2 separate regions of the Homo sapiens genome follow, and region 2 is linked to region 1. A link is a loop called in an ENCODE intact Hi-C map of the cell type or tissue named here. Cell type or tissue: mammary epithelial cell. All regions are shown on one strand.

Region 1 (8,000 bases):
ATAGGCTTTATTTTATGTGAAAAAAATATATATATATGTTAAATAAATCCAAATTTTATTCCCAGAGGAAACATTCAGAAGTGGCTTAAAGAGTTTGCTTGCTTTCATTTTTCTTCCTTTTTCCTCTCCCTCTCTCTCTCACTCCCTCTCTCTCTTTGTTCTCTGATTTCTTGTTGACCCCACTCCCTACTCTCTTCCTGTCTGCTCCATGGGGCACCTTGCTAACAGACTTCATGTTTTTATACATGCACATCCTCGTTTGGGGCACATTTATTTTAATTAATGTAAATGGGTTGTGTTGTGCATCTCACGCTGACTTTCTTCTCTCGGCTCTGTTTTAAGCTCCTCCATTTGGCCGTGCGTACATCAAATCTGTTACTTCTGACTGCTGTGTGTGGGGAGGAAGGAACACTGGCTTTGGCATCAGATGGATCCGAGGATAGAACAGGGAGGCTGGTGTCCAGGACACGGGATGTGTGAGGACCTGGGGGTTGAGTTAACTCAGAGGGCAGCACCAGAGGCCTTCAACACTAGAGCCCCTTCTGCCCTGCTCCAGCAGGGCCTTCCTCCTTGGTCACATTTATAAAATGCATGCTGTGGTTCTCATGTGTCCAGCCAGGGGCTGCCCAGTAGCCTGGCTGGATCAATTTCAGAGGGATTTGTTTGTTGGGGGTGGTGGCCGCGGCAAACACAGCAGAGAGTGTGGGACCTCCAGTAGCATTTCAGGGTACAGGAGGGAGTGATGGTAGGGACAGGAGGGATAATATGGAGTGACAGTTCATCTCATCAGCCCAGTTGGGCTCTGGGGACCCTGACTCTAAAGTGCTCTCATCCCTAATCCCTGGCGCAGGGAGGCAAGAGTGTTGGGAATAGGTGGGGTTAGATCTTCATTTCTGTCCCCTTCCTGCAAGCTCCCAGGACCAGGAAACAGAAAACCCCCAGACAAGGGCTGGAGACCTCAGGTTTGGGGCAGGAAGGGTCTGGCACACGGTCCATGCTCAAACACCGGAGTGGGTCCTCAGGCCTGCAGCCAGCCTGGCAGGATGGGCAGACGAGAAGGCTCCCCCTCAGTCCCCACCACCAAGGGCGCAACAGAAATCTGGTGACAGGGTTCTGAGTTCAAGTGCTGACTCTGCCTTTCTTGGCTCCAGGAGTGGGGGGTGGGGGGCGGTTGGCTCCCAGGGGAAGGGGACAGGGAGTGGATGGGCCTCAGAGGCTCTTGTGGCTGAGACTCCCTGGCAATCATCTCTCCTTTGCTGTTTGGTCATGCTTCCCTAGCCCCAGGGACCCAAGGGGTACCCCTGGGACTGCTGTGTGTGTGGCAGGGATGATGCCAAGCTCCCAGTCTCTTTCCAGTCTGAGCACTTGAGTAAGGAACATTTGAAGAAAGGGCTCTGGTGCCAGTTGCAAAATCACTACAAGGTATTGCCCCATCTTAAATGCGACACTTAATGGGTGTGGTTGACTGAGCCCTTTTCCCCTGCATGGAGGGCGCTTTCGTAGTGTGAGTGCCTGCACACCTTGGGGATCAGGGCTGCCAAAAAAGAGGGAAGAGGGGATTCTGGGGAGTCTGTGAATGTGCCTCCTTCACAGCCCTGCCAAACCCACCCCCAGCCCCCCAGCATCCTTCTCTGGTTCCAGGCTTCCCACCTGTTCATGCTGAAAAGGAATGCCTGTCTGTATGGCTCTCCCCTCACTGAGAACAGCCCCCAGAAGAGACAGAGCGCGGGTGACACTAGAGACTCTCCGGTTCCCCAAACCAGTTTCCCCAGCTTCAGACAAAGGAGGGTGGTCCCAGCTCCAGCCTGAAAGGAGATCTGGCTGGGCTGGATTTCCGGAGGAGCCTCTAGCCATTGGCATCTCGCCTGTGAAGGAGGGAGAAGAGTCTGCAGCTCGCTTGAGCCCCAGAGCAGAGAATATTCCTTCCCCTTCACCCTTGTCTGATGTCACCATTGGAAATAACAGCAGTGGCTAACATTCTTGAGTGTGGTGTGTCAGATTCTGTGCTAAGTGAGTTATCTCACCTGAGGTAAGGGCTTCCGTGATTTCCATTTTGTAGATAAGCAGGCAGAGGACTTCAGGGTCAAGTGACTTGCCCAAGGTCAAATAGCTCCTGAGGAGGTGGACCAGGGAAGTCTGGCTTCCCAGCCCTGGCTGTATACACAGCCCTGACTCCACGCTCCCCTAGGAGCAGGTGGTTACCTTCAGCCGTGAGCAGATCTGGGTCCCCACGAACTTGTTACTCCCATGAGCCCCTTGGGCTGTGGTTCTCACTCTGAGAATGGATGGGTATCAGATTTGCCTGGGAAATTTTCCAAAATGCACCTGTCTTCTCCCTATCCCTGCTGGTATTAGAATAGGTTGGGATAAGGTACACAGCACATATATAAGAAAAGCTCTCCAAATGTTTCTGATGCTGTCCCCTTGCCCAGAGATTTGCTGTCCAGGGATCTGTGCCCATCAGACCCCAGGGAGACACAGCCTCAGTCCTCTCCATGCTCAGAAGCATCCCATCAGCTCGGCTGCAGACAGCCCCCCAGCTGCCACTGGCTTCCTGCCCCCACCCTGAGGATCAGAGGTGCTGCCTGTTTCTAAGCCAGGCGGAAGGATGCAGATGTCACCACATAATTACACATGTCATGTGCCATGAAGTGTGGGGACAGCATGGAGAGAGGAGTCAAACTGCAGAGATTATACGTCTGGCCCTGCCATTCCGGAGCCCAGTGCCAGGGAACCTCACCAAGCCCATCCCGCACCGTGTGCCGCGGGTATTCACCTCCTTTTGCATACATTCAAACACTGCCACAATGAAAACATGGAGTTTTTCCCTAATGGTTTGCAGTAAGGATCAAATAAAGCCACGTGCTTTTGCCTCTGCAGGTGTCAGGGACGACCGAACAATTAACAGGATCATCTCTTTAATTCTCCCTGGAAGAGGGTTCAAGGCAAGGTCAGGGCCCCATCCCTGCCTAGGAGGAAGGACACAAGGCCCAAAGAGAGTGACCGAGTCATGGGTCTGCAGTTTACTGGGGGCGGCGGGGGAGGTTAGGTAAGAAAAATAACACCAAGGCCGGGCGCGATGGCTCACGCCTGTAATCCCAGCACTTTGGGAGACCAAGGCGGGCGGATCACCTGAGGTTGGGAGTTCGAGACCAGCCTGACCAACATGGAGAAACCCCGTCTCTACTAAAAATACAAAAAATTAGCCAGGCATGGTGGCACACGAGCATAATCCCAGCTACTTGGGAGGCTGAGGCAGGAGAATTGCTTGAACCCGGGAGGCAGAGGTTGCAGTGAGCCAAGATCGTGCCATTTTACTCCAGCCTGGGCAACAAGAGGGAAATTCTGTCTCAAAAAAAGAAAACAAAAGAAAAATAACACCAAATAACTAATACAAAATTAGCACAAACACGACAATTTATTAGGAATGAGAAAAGAAAGCATAACAAATTACAAGTGTTAAAAAGCGGAGAACTACCACAAATATCACAAAATCCAGAAAAATAAAACAACCTTTTTATTAGTTAACAGCCCAATCCACCTCTATTAAAATTTTCCTGTATATTTTTTGAGGGGCTGCATACCTTTTGATTAGCTCTTCTTGGGACAATTTTGTAATGTTTTTTCCATGGAGAAAATAGAAAGATATTTTAGTCTTTTCTCTAACATGGTTAATCCAAATTTGGTTTTTATTATGGACAGTTTAGAAAATTCACATTCACAAATTATTATTGGTATTGTCATGTAACTGTTGAGGGTTGTTGCTAATGTTGGGGAAACCTCTATCAGTTTTTGGACATGAGCTATAAGATTTGAGGGCATTTCAAGTTTTCTTGTTCAAATCAGCCAGAAAATTGCACACCAAAAAATCTGATTCTATTACAGAATAGAAATATATTCTATTACATATGATTCCCACTTAAAAAAAAAACAAAAAACAAAGTATTGTTACCAGGCGAGGTGGCTCACGCCTGTAATCCCAGCACTTTGGGAGGCTGTGGCGGGTGGATCACCTGAGGTCAGGAGCTCGAGACCAGCCTGGCCAACATGGTGAAACCTCGTCTGTACTAAAAATAAAAAAATTAGCCGAGTGTGGTGGCAGGTGCCTGCAATCCCATCTACTCGGGAGGCTGAGGCAAGAGAATCACTTGAACCTGGGAGGTGGAGGTTGCAGTGAGCTAAAATCATGCCACTGCACTCCAGCCTGGGCAACAAGAGTGAAACTCTGTTTCTCAAAAAAAAAAAAAAAAAAAAAAGTATGGTATGCATTATAGGATTGTACTTCCATTGAGACGAGCCCAAGCTTCTGATGTTATGCATTTGATGGTCAGAAGAATGTTCCCCAGACCAGCTTCTGGCTCTTTCATTTCAAACCTTACTTCTCCAACACTACCCACATATACCACAGTCCAGCCTCACCAGACACACTCATATTGCAAACAGCTGCTGGCCCTAAGCCTTCATGTCATGGCATTGGAGGAGTCAGTAGTGAGCCGCAGGAGTCGCCTGAGAAGCCATTTCTACACTAGGATGACTAGCAAGAAGCAAAATATACACGGAAGTGGCTGTGAGCCACGTAAGAGAACCCCACTTAACCCTAACTCAATGTACCTCCAACTCCACTTCCCCTTAGCCAGATCCCCAAATACCCAGAGCCACCCCAACACCATCTGTCATAAGAGGAAGTGTGACAGGGGGCAGCAGAGGAAAGGGACAATGGACTGAACCAGTGCCATTTAAAACTATCTTAGTCAAATTTACCAAACCAGATGGCCATGTGCACACCGTGCTAGGGCCTCTCCTGGTGCAACCTCTCCAGGTGGGGAGCCTCCAGTCTGAGGTGGGTTTAACCTCTGCCTCCCACCTTCAATTCAGCAAACATTCTGACCACTTGACCACCTGGCACAAAATATCATCCTGGGCGTGGTGTGGAGGAAGGACTAAGAAACTAATATCCAGGCTCCATTGTTAGGTGTTTCTTAGTGGAGGGGATGAGTGTGTCCAGCAAGGTGCTAAGGGTGGAAAGTTCAATGAACTTGGCTTCAGGAGTCCTGGGTCTGGTCCAGCTCTGCCACATGACCTCCCCAGGCCTGTGTGCTGTGCTGCAAAATGAGCATGGATGAGACCTTTTTTGAGATAGCGGCTGGGAAAGCACACTGTGAGCTGCAGATCCCTGTGCAGGTACCAAAGGTGACAAGAGTCGGCGGGTATGGCAAGGGTGCTCTGAGGAGAAAAGCTCCTGGAGGCGATGGCACTGAGCTGGGCCTGGAAGGCTCAGAGCAGCCAGGAGATGGCACTCCGGGCAGAAGACCCTGTGTGCAGATGTAGGCCCCCCGCTGGCTGCCTCTGAGGGACAGTGGGAGAAGAGAGGCAGGTTCTTTTGCTTTTTAATAGAGATGGGATCTGGCTTTGTCGCCCAGACTGGAGTGCAGAGGTGCAATCATAGCCCACCGTAAACTTGAACTCCTGGGCTCAAGGGATCCTCTCGCCTCCGCCTCCCAAGTAGCTAGAACTACAAGTGTGCGCCATCACACCCATCTTTTTATTTTTTGTAGAGACAAGGTCTCACTATGTCACCCATGCTGTTCTTGAACTGCTGGCCTCAAGCAATCCTCCCACCTCAGCCTTCCAAAGTGTTGGGATTACAGGCATGAACCATTGCACCCAGCCAGAGAGGCAGGTTCTGAATGACCCCAGCAAAGAGGGGTCCTGGAGATGTGGGGAGTGACTCCCTGAGAAAAGCAACACTGCAAATCAGCCAGTGGGTACGATGGGAGCTGGGGGTGGCCTGTTCTTGCTAAATGCCTCTCGAGGAGTCGTCTGATCATAAGGAATGAAAAATGCCCCAAATTGTCTGTCCTGGTCTGCAGGTCAGGCAGCTGGGGAAGGTGCCAGGTCAGTGTCTGGGCCACTTGCTTCCTGCTATTCCTCAGTGGTCAGTGGCACTGAGTGGTGTGTGAGCCCCTACTCAGGCAGCCTCGAGGGCCACCTACTCAGTAGAAATGTGCTCTCCCTTCATTCTGTCCCCACCCCCTAAACACTCCTATGATCTCTAAGATTACTACATCTGCCTTCTCACTGGTCTTGACTCTACGCTCTCTCCCCACTAATTTGCTTTGCATTCATTCATTTGACAAATACTTACCAAGTCCTGTTATGTACTGGGCACTACATTTTTCACTGGGGATACAGCTCTGGCCAGAAAGAGTGTGTGAAGGGAACAGACAAGTAAATTGACACCATGGTGAAATAAACTCCATGACCCAGAAAGGATGGTGCTCTAGGAGTGTGTAGACAGAACTCTTAGGCTGTGGGGAGGGGAGTAGGAACCCTATGCCAGGACTCTCTTTCAGTTATCTGGCTGTGACTTGAGAGGCATCAAAACCTTTCCTGGCGATAGCAAACACAGCGGCTGCATAGCAAGAAATATTTGGGAAGGCTCCAGAGATCTGTTTTCCCTGATACCACTCACTCTTCCCTGATATCCCCATTCCAGTCAACGAGGAGACATAATCCACAAACTAAAATCAGATTTAGAAATGATGCCAGGCATAGTGGCTCATCCCAGCACTTTGGGAGGCTGAGGCAGGAGAACTGCTTGAGGCCAAGAGTTTGAGACCAGCATGGGCAATATAGTGAGATCCCCGTCTGAATTAAGAATTAAAAAAAAAAAAATAGCCAGGCACTGTAGTAAGCATCTGTCATCATATTACTGGGGAGGTTGAGGCAAGAAGATCGCCTGGGCCCAGGAGTACAAGGCGGCACTGAGCTATGATCATACCACTGCACTCCACCCAGGGCAACAGAGCAAGACCCCGTCCCTTAAAAAAAAAAAGAGAGAGAGAAATAGGCTGTGTCAGAATTTTGCTCCTGTAATTGATCAAGGCAAATGGATTTCTGATCCTTCAGCCATCTCAGATGAGTGGCTTTTGGCAGAAAGGATTCATTACATCATGGCATATTTATTATTCTCTATCTACTTTCTGCCCTGGCTTAAAGTTTTTATCTCCACCTTTTAACACCTACACATATTAGAAATACATTCATATAGTGTATTTCTCTAAAATACACTGATGTAAAACATAGTGCTCTTTCACTGTTAAATTCCCTAACACTGGGTGGGTACATAGCCTGAGTCTGAAAAGAGCCACGGTTTCAGTGATGTCTTTACTGCCAGACCCTCCAGGATGTGAGAATGCATGTTACCCTTCACCTCACTTTTGCTCAGTCCATCTCCCACGGACCCCACAACAGGACTTCAGAAGTGGGCTGTAGCCAGGGGCTAGACCACTGGAGGACATGCAGACAGTCCCCTCCCAGTATGTCTCATCTTGGCCCTTCTTGGCATACCTATCTCATTTCTTCCTCACCGGGACCTGGCCCTCTTTGATGCCCAATTCACAAGATAGGATATTAGACCCGCAGCTCTCAAATTTACAGTGACTGCAAGAGATCACTGAGACTGATGCCAGCCAGTGATCTAGTGTCCCAGTTCCAAATTCCCTGGAGGGACTCTGAACATCCCAGTTTGGTCAGGATTCCATCCCTGGACCAGTCAACTCTGGCCTGACAGACAGGTATGTCCTCATAACTCTTCTTGCTGTAATTATGTAGACTGGGATGGAGCAGTTTTCAGAAGGGATAAAGATTAGTTGGGCTGACAGCCCTACAGATGTGCAACCAGCATTTTTGTTTTTTGTTTCTTTTTTTTTTTTTTTTTTTTTTGAGACGGAGTCTCACTCTGTCGCCCAGGCTGGAGTGCAGTGGCATGATCACGGCTCACTGCAGCCTTAACATCCCAGGATCAAGCCATCCTCGCACCTCAGCCTCCTGAGTAGCTGGGACCACAAGTATGTGCCACCATGCCCCGGCTAATTTTTTATTTTTTATAAAGATGAGATCTCCGTATGTTGCTCAGAGTGGTCTCAAACTCCTGGGCTCAAGCAGTCCTCCTGCCTCAGCCTCCCAAGGAGCTGGGATTACAGGCACCCAGCCCCCAA
Region 2 (8,000 bases), 96 kb before region 1:
TGGTTGTGTATTATGTGTGTGGATGTATTGTATAGTGTGTGTGTGCGTGTGTGTGTTTGTGGCACAGATCTTGGGAAGGGTGAGTGAACAGAGGATGCTGACTGGAGATTGACATGTCCCAAGCCCTTTACACCAGGTAAGTGGTGTGCAAACATTTTAATATGTCACCAAACCAAGCAGAACAGCTCAGGGTGAGGGAAGGTGGGAAAGCCTGGCTGTGCAAACTACCCTGCTCGAGCAGGGCCTGCCCCATAGAGGCCTCAGGAGCTCCAGGCTTCCCACAGAACATGGGGCTACACAGAGTGTGTTCAACACACATGACGGATGAGGACACTGAGGGTGGAATAGCGGCAACCACAACCGTAGTGTCCTTTCCCTTGATCTGAGAGCATACAGTGAGCCCAGCCCCGTACTAGGCCTCGCCTCTGATTCCCAGGACAACCTGAAAGAGCTGTAATGTCGTCCCATTTGGCCAACAGAGAGCCCATGGGACACAGTGGTTCAGGTGCTTACCCCAGGTCACCCGCTACAGGTGAAGGTGCTGAGTCTAGAACCCCAGCCTCCCACCTCAAGACTAAGCGAGATCACTCATGTGAAATGAACCCATGAGCAAGTGCTCTGTGACCTGTAAACTGTAAGTGATGAATTGCGAAGTGGCGAACCCTGTTTATGGAGGCGATTGGTGCCATTTTGTCCTCAGACCCATGGGGTAGGAACTCTCTCCACAGCCACCCAGCCAACAAAAGCAGAGTTCAATTCAGACCCAAGGGCAGACTTTTACATCATTATTAAATGTGCAGAATTTCCATTTCATTTGCTGTTTTCAAGAATCCCAATGACACCCTTTTATAGATGGTAGAGGTGCAGGTCAATAAATAACCCATTTGGTAGAATAGTTGCTCCCATTTTCTGAGTGCTTCCTCAAGTGATTTATCCATTGTTTCATCTGATCCTCACACCCCATGAGGCATTAATATCCCCATTTTACAGACAAGAGAATGAAGCACCAAGAATAAGGGTGCCCGGCTCAGAAGTGGTGCAACTGGAACCTGAGCCCAGCCCAGTATAGGATTCCGAGCCACCGCCTTCCCACATTTCCTTTGTATCTCCTTAGCCTGATATTCCACACCCCATAAATGCTGCTGAATGGGGGCTGATGGACTAACTGTCCTACAGAGAAAAGAAAAGAGAAAACGGCTTATTTCTATCACTTTGAGAAGGGTTAGTATTTTTTTTCACACAAAGCTGGAACTCCACAAGCTTTAAATATGAGTTCCACTGAAAATAGATAGAATATATATGCCCGTCTTCTGAGAAATGAGTCACACTACCCGAAGACATAGAAGCAGTGACCCGTCTTCAAACACTGTCATTGGCTGTCAGGCCAAGGATGGCTGATGAAGTCAGCAAAATTTCCTTCAAGTCCCCAACTCTGGCTTAATCTCCACAATGCCCCATTCCTGCACCAACACCCAGCGGGCAGGAAGAGTCACAGGGTCTGGAGATGTTGGGGATGGCTGTGAGGCTTCTTCACCACCTGGAAAGATGGGGTGATTTAGACAGTGATGGGAAGGAGGAGCAGGACATCCTAGGTGAGAGTCCCAGCAGGAATCGGCCCAGTTCCCACCTGACTTGCCAGCCTGGCTCATCCCACAGGGGTTGGGGTGGGGAGGTCAGGAAGAGGGAGAGGAGCATATTTGCAGAAGGCAGGGAAGCCAGAGTGGCTTTGAAGACCCAGGGGAAGAATTGGGGAACAGAGCCTCTGGTCACTGGTTAGAAATGACCATTTCATGGTGGCTCACGCCTATAGTCCAAGCACTTTGGGAGGCCAAGGTAGCAGGTCAGTTGAGCTCAGGAGTTTAAGACCAGCCTGGGCAACATGGCAAAACCCTGTCTCTACAAAAAATACAAAACTTAGCTGGGTATGGTGGCACGTGCCTATAGTCCCAACTACCAGGGAGGCTGAGGTGGGAGGATCAGCTGAGACTGGGCAGTCGAGGCTGCAGTGAGCCAAGATTGCACCACTGCACTGCAGCCTGGGTGACAGTGTGAGACCTTGTCTGAAAAAAAAAAAGGAAAGAAATGACCATTTCACTTCCTGGAGAGAGCTGCTATGGCTTGAATAAAATCTAGTAGGGGCCTAAGACAGCTCCCGGGTGGGCCCAAGTCCCTGAAGTCTGGAAGTCTGGGTTTGGAGAAGCGATGAGGGATGGGCTGGGGAAAGCGTAATAATCCACCCCCACGGTTGCCCCTGACAACAGCAAACTCTAGACCGGGGTGGGAGACTGTCTCTGCTCTCATCAGCTGTGGGCCTTGAGCCAGGGGTCCCTCTCACTCCTACATATACTTCCGTGCCTACAAAATGAAGGGATTGAACCAGATGACCTGACACTCTTTGTTTCCTAAAACAGTGTGAGTCTGTCCAGTGGGACTTTATCCAGTGTGTTTAGAACTTACAGTGATGTTTTATTTATCAGCATTGTTGGGAAAGATGCACATAAGTAAATTTTCTCTATAACAGAAATTTACCCATTGAATCTCTATCTTTCAGTTTGGAAACCTTTCCTAAATGCTCGTGCACTTAACTTTCTTGGTTCCTTCAGAGGTGAATAAATACAGTGGATGTTTCCCTGTTTCCTTGTGGTCCTCACTACCTGATGGTGACTTATGAGACAAGATGGGTATGTGCCCACTCCTCTCAGCTATCTGCTCTGTGGTCCCTAAGCCTGTCTTCCCCCTCCAATAGTTGTTCCCAATCTGTTGTGGACCTTGAGCCAAGATAGGACCCTGATTCTGGTAGAATTCCTCGTGAACCGAGAGTCAATAAGCTATTAAAGAAATCCAATAAACAGCCACAGAGTTAAGTACATGAGCTTCATGGCAATTGCTTCAATGTTTCGTGTCTTTTTTTTTCTTTATCTCTGTGTTCTTAGGTCTGTTTTTAACTGCCCCTAAGTGGGGTGTGAAATTTTCACCCACACCCACCTCTCCACAAAAACACACCTCTGAGTTCTCTACGTTTACCCCTCACTCGGGAAATGGAAATTGCTTTGATTTATCCTGAGCCCACCTTCTGAAAAAGCTGCTTTTTCCTGTTGTCTAGGATTGGTGAGTAAACCCATGCCCAGCCCCAAGCCCCTTCTTCATGTCTTGAGGAACCTAAACCTCCCGAGTGAAAAGAAGTCACAGAGGTCCATCGCTCCCCAGATCCCAATTGAGGGCAGCTTGGTTCAGTGCCAACCCCGTGTGCTTCCTGCGCCCTTGATCATGGCCAAGGTGCACCACAAAAACAGAGTTGTGTGTGTCTTGCTGCCCGATCTCCTGCTAAACGTGCAGGTCCCAACATGTGTTTCAGGAACAAATTGTTCCACAGGATTGAGCAGCTGCTAGGTCACTGAAGGGTCCCAGGATCAAATGTATCTAAGAAGTGCATGGAAACATTATAAAGTTGAAAAAGTTAAACAAGGTTTTTGTTTTGTTTTGTTTTGTTTCCTGCCAACTTCTCCAGGTTTGCAACCTTTCCAAGTCTTTTGCATACTGTATGAGTGGTGAATCTTCGAGTTAGAGGTGGTATTACATACAGGATTTCTCCAACTTACTTAGCCAGGGAACCCAAACACCCCTTGAAAATGCCATCTTACTATGTAGCTATCTCCCTTCACCTCCCAGCTGTAATCCCAAATAAACATGTAACCTTCAGTAAGCCACTTTCTCTCTCTCAGCTTTATACTCTTTGTGTGTCAAATAAGGGTGTTCATCTAGATGGGGAATGGCAAAGAGGCCTGCTTGGAACGCAAGTGCCAGCTTGAATCTTGGAAATCCCCAGCCTGTGGGGATTGTTCAGAGGAATTCTGATGCTGCCTGTAGGCTTGAAGGAACAGCTGCCACGGTTGATTAGGCGTGACTGCCCCAGTCCTAAGAGCTGGACTGGCAGCCTGCGTTGCCCTGCACTGGCTGTCCCTGTAACTAAATAACCCCTAAGGTCAGCTTCTGCTTCAAGAGGCTGCTTTGGGTGCACACAGATCCCTGAGCTGACCCTGGGATTTCAGCAGTCCTCGATGATGAAGACTAGAAGCTTCTCCCGTCCCAGCGTTTGACTTCCAAACTGAAGCTATCTGTGGTTTCTGGTCTGTTCCCATTCAGGGGCCCTTGCACCCTCCACGGGTCTGTATGCCCAGCTCTGGACTTCTTCCAAGTGGGGAATGTTTTTCTTGCTTCATGCCCTCCAGAGCTACACCCAGGTGGTGCCGGGAAGCACAGGGACTTCCACATTTTGCACAGCCTGGAGGGGAATTTGGCACTAAAGTTGGGACAAGTTTCTCCCCTAGTCCTGGAATATTGCAAGTTCTGTACACATTTCTTGTCCTCAGAGCTAATGCTGTTTTTGTACTGGATTCACTCCCAAAGGCCTGCACTGTCCAAAGGAAAAGCTGCTTTCCTTACTTCAGAGTGGTTCCCCAAGCTCTGCACTGGAATCATGGAGGATGGGGGCTTGTTTCAATGCAGATCCCCAACCCCCTCACCCACTTGCTGAATGGGACTCTCTGGAGGTGGGGCCTGGTTATCTGCCTTTTTTTATGCATGCCTCAGCTGGACGTTGAAGTTTGAGAACAAGCCATGAAGAAACTTGTCTGCTAAGCTGGACAGACTGTAGCCCTCTGTTGACAAGCTATGTCAGAGTGTCACTGCTGTGAGACCACCAAAAATCACTGCTTCCCTGGCCTGGCGCACTCTCCTCAGCCTCTTTACCCAGCCTGTCTACTGCCCCTCAGAACTGTGTGAGGAATGAATTAGAAGAGAATGTTGGCCAAGTGCCTGGTTCAGCAGCGGCACGCAGCAGTGCCCAGGAATGTCAGTGTCCCCCGCCAAAAGGAGTAGCTGCTCCTCCGCCACCCAAACACTGCCCATGATGCCAAAGGTACTAGAAATCAGAAAGTGGGGGACTCCCAAAATGGCCTAAATCCTGTCTGCTGTGGGAAGAAGGAAGGAGGAAGTGATGAGAAGTGAAAACAAAATGTTCCTCTGAGAGCCGCATGTCCAGCTCCCCAGTTCTTCCTACCTATAAAGACAGCACCATGTCCCAGAAAGAGAATCTCCACTGAAAGGACAGCTGCCAGGGACAGGGAAAAGATCCTGTTTTGTTCACTACTCTATAGCTATCTACATGGTTGGAATGAAATGAGCACTTAATAATTATCTGCCGGATGGAATGATGGATGGATGGGTGGATGGGTGGGTGAATGGATGGATGGATGGATGGATTGATGGGGGGTCAAGACATAAGATAGCTTAGCAAAAGACCTGGATTCTAGTTCTGGCCCCAGTCCTTACCAGGCCTTAGGGAAAAAAAAATTGATATTAACCCCTCTGCCTCTGCTTCCTATAAAACAATGAAGTTTACACCTGCCCCAGCTCCACCATAAGGGGAGCTTGTGTCTCAAATGAAATGACTATATATTTGATGGTACCTGGTAAGCCATCAGATTTGTACAAATGTCAGAGATGAAGGCAACGATGACAATGCTGATGATTAAAGAGTAGAAGGGTGTCGGACAGTCTACAGATCTTTGTATGTGCAGAGAAGGCTTTCATTCAGCTCCCTCGCCAGTGTAAGAAATGAGGCAGCCAGAGGAAGAGAAACCCTGGCATGTAGGTAGCTAACAGCATTTCCCTGAGAACATGGCCCCTGGACAGATGGGCCTTGGCATTTGCTTCTAAGGCCTCACAAAACTGAGGGTGAACCCCAATACTTTATTTTTGGCAAAACAGCTGAGAAAGAGGCCCAGATGGTTGGAAGCAACTCCCTTCCGGAGACAAGGGGTTCTTGGGGCCAGAGCATCAGAACCACCACACACCGCCATGAGGTCATCTAGCCCCATCCCCTTATTTTATGAAGACAGCATTACAGTCTTCTTGGCATGTATTAGTAAAAGCAACTCTTCCAGCCCCAGATACCTCACCAGGCTCAGCTGAAACACTTATCACTTACAGAGGGGGCAAAAATCTCTTTTCCAATATAAAGGCAAACACTGATTTTTTAATTAACTGCCTCGAGGGGGTCCTGCCAAAAGTGCAGGCTTGGAGCAAGAGGCTGGGGAGGGGCACAGAAGCTCTGGGAAGAGCTGGTGAGGGCTCAGTTCATGCTCCAAAGGGGGACAGCTGACACTTCTAGATCAGGGGCTGTGGGGCTTGTATTAAGATTTTCTGTCTGTGCATTTCAAAGTAAGTTTTGTTCCTGCTTCTACCTATCAGCAGACAGGAGCAGAATCTGGGGGATTTGGAGCTCCAGAGCCTGTTCTCTGTCCACTAGAGTCAGTAGAGCCACGCTAGAAAAGCTCCTGGGTTTCAACCTGGACATCCTTGTGCAACACCTTCCTCTTCAGAATCCCTCCCTGCACACATATGCACACGCACACTCACACACACATGCACAGGCACATGCAAGTCCTTCCTTCCAGACAAAACAATCTGTTATCAGTCATTTACACCCACTTGTCCTCACAAGCCACCACTTTCATCTCCCAGGAGAGCTCTCATCTCTGTGCAATTAGATTTGAGGCCCAGGAAGCAACCCTGTAATTGGTGAGGCAGGACAAGATTCCCCTGGCCCATGACATCACACCACCCAACCAAACATATTCTCTAACCCAACAGACAAGAGCTGGCACCAGTGTGGTAAGCAGGATCTCTGAGAATATACGCCAGAGTTGGCTGGACCATCTCCCATGGAGATGTCAAAAGGTTTGCCAACTGAAAGGGAGCCCTGCACACCACTCTGGAAATCTTTGAGGGGGAGGGAACAGAGATACTGTCTACGGGCACAAAGGTGACCATCAAGAAGTGAGTGGAGCTGAACCAGCTGTGTGTGTGCCCTGGCTCTGGGCTGTATCTACCAGGGAAAAGGCAGGACATTTTCTTATTCTATTTTATATTTAATTTTGTTTTATTTTATTTTTGTAGAGACAGGGTCTTGCTATTTTGCCCAGGCTGGTCTCGAACTCCTGGCCTCAAGCAATCCTCCCACTTCGGTCTCCCAAAGCACTGGGATTACAGGCATGAGCCACTGTGCTTGGCCATGATGGGCCATTTTCTAATTCATGCAAGAGTGCAGAATGGGTTGGCCATGGTCCCAAGTGGAAAGAGGTGGGAGATAGGGAATGAGTCCCCTCTCTGTTGGGAGGCTTTGCTGCTTCTCCAGGGAATCTGAGTAGGTTTGGGTATATGGGAGGCATTATGTGTGTGTCCATATGGCAGGGGTGGAAGTGGTGTGTGTATCATGGGGTGTGTATCCATGAGAAATATTCAAGGAAAGGGCAAGGGATTCAGGGGAGGAAAGAAAGTCGCCACCAGATATATTTTAAGAAAGAGGGGCCTCCCAAGCCCCAGCTAGGGGCAGATCTCTGAAGAAGAGCATCTCTGCAATAAGAAGGAAGAAGTATCAAGAATCCCCCCCACACACATACATGTACACACCAGCCTGCATGTCCTCGGGAAGACTGGACACTACGGGGAGCACCAGGTGAGGCCTTGGGCATCCCAGCCCCCTGGGACTCCAGTGCCCAGGTGGTCTTAATAACCAGAGTGGAATTCTAGATGGAGGGAGGGGTTGGCCCAGTAGATGAGGTTGGGCTGGAAGCACGGCCGGGGCAGTGGTCTTGGACAGTAAAAGCCCTGCTGTACCAACTCTGTCTTCACCATCTCTGTGTTGAGCTCTCTGGCTAGAATCCCACAGTTTCACCCCGACTGCCTCTGTCTGCTGTTAAGAAAAAATATCCAAAACTTTGAAATAATACAGAAAGAGGACTGTGTGTCCTTTTAAAGTCATGTTACAGCATTGTCTGACAGACTTCCCTAAGAGTCACTGGCCTTCCATGGCAAGATATAACTTCATCGGACTGACTACTGAGCAGACCCTGGACTCTGTAAAGTTAGTCGTTATCATTAGAAAACCAACATGGTGGCCGGGCGCGGTGGCTCACGCCTGTGATCCCAGCACTTTG

What was found. Peaks named below come from ENCODE experiments on the same cell type or tissue, not always from the same donor. Only the 100,000 strongest peaks of a DNase experiment are listed, where the experiment ranks them.
Region 2: it touches region 1 in a loop (4-fold over the local background); 4 of 110 quality-filtered maps call a loop at or near these places.

What each region holds. Positions count from the first base shown.
Region 1 is chr18:46,287,920-46,295,919 of GRCh38, reverse strand. No RefSeq gene overlaps it. Among named protein-coding and RNA genes, the nearest start is that of ARK2C, 42 kb to the left of the region's middle. RefSeq lists an enhancer at 939-1,440. In mammary epithelial cell, no CTCF peak of the experiment used is centred here; no DNase peak of the experiment used is centred here.
Region 2 is chr18:46,383,810-46,391,809 of GRCh38, reverse strand. The region is part of intron 1 of ARK2C (arkadia (RNF111) C-terminal like ring finger ubiquitin ligase 2C); the gene reads right to left. LOC105372095 (a long non-coding RNA gene) reads left to right here and starts at 2,272. Exons shown (of 4, transcript XR_007066354.1): 1 at 2,272-2,412; 2 at 2,552-2,681; 3 at 2,934-3,108; 4 at 3,509-3,707. RefSeq lists an enhancer at 4,145-4,645. In mammary epithelial cell, no CTCF peak of the experiment used is centred here; DNase peaks (open chromatin) are centred at 3,329 and 3,819; H3K27ac peaks cover 1,050 bases.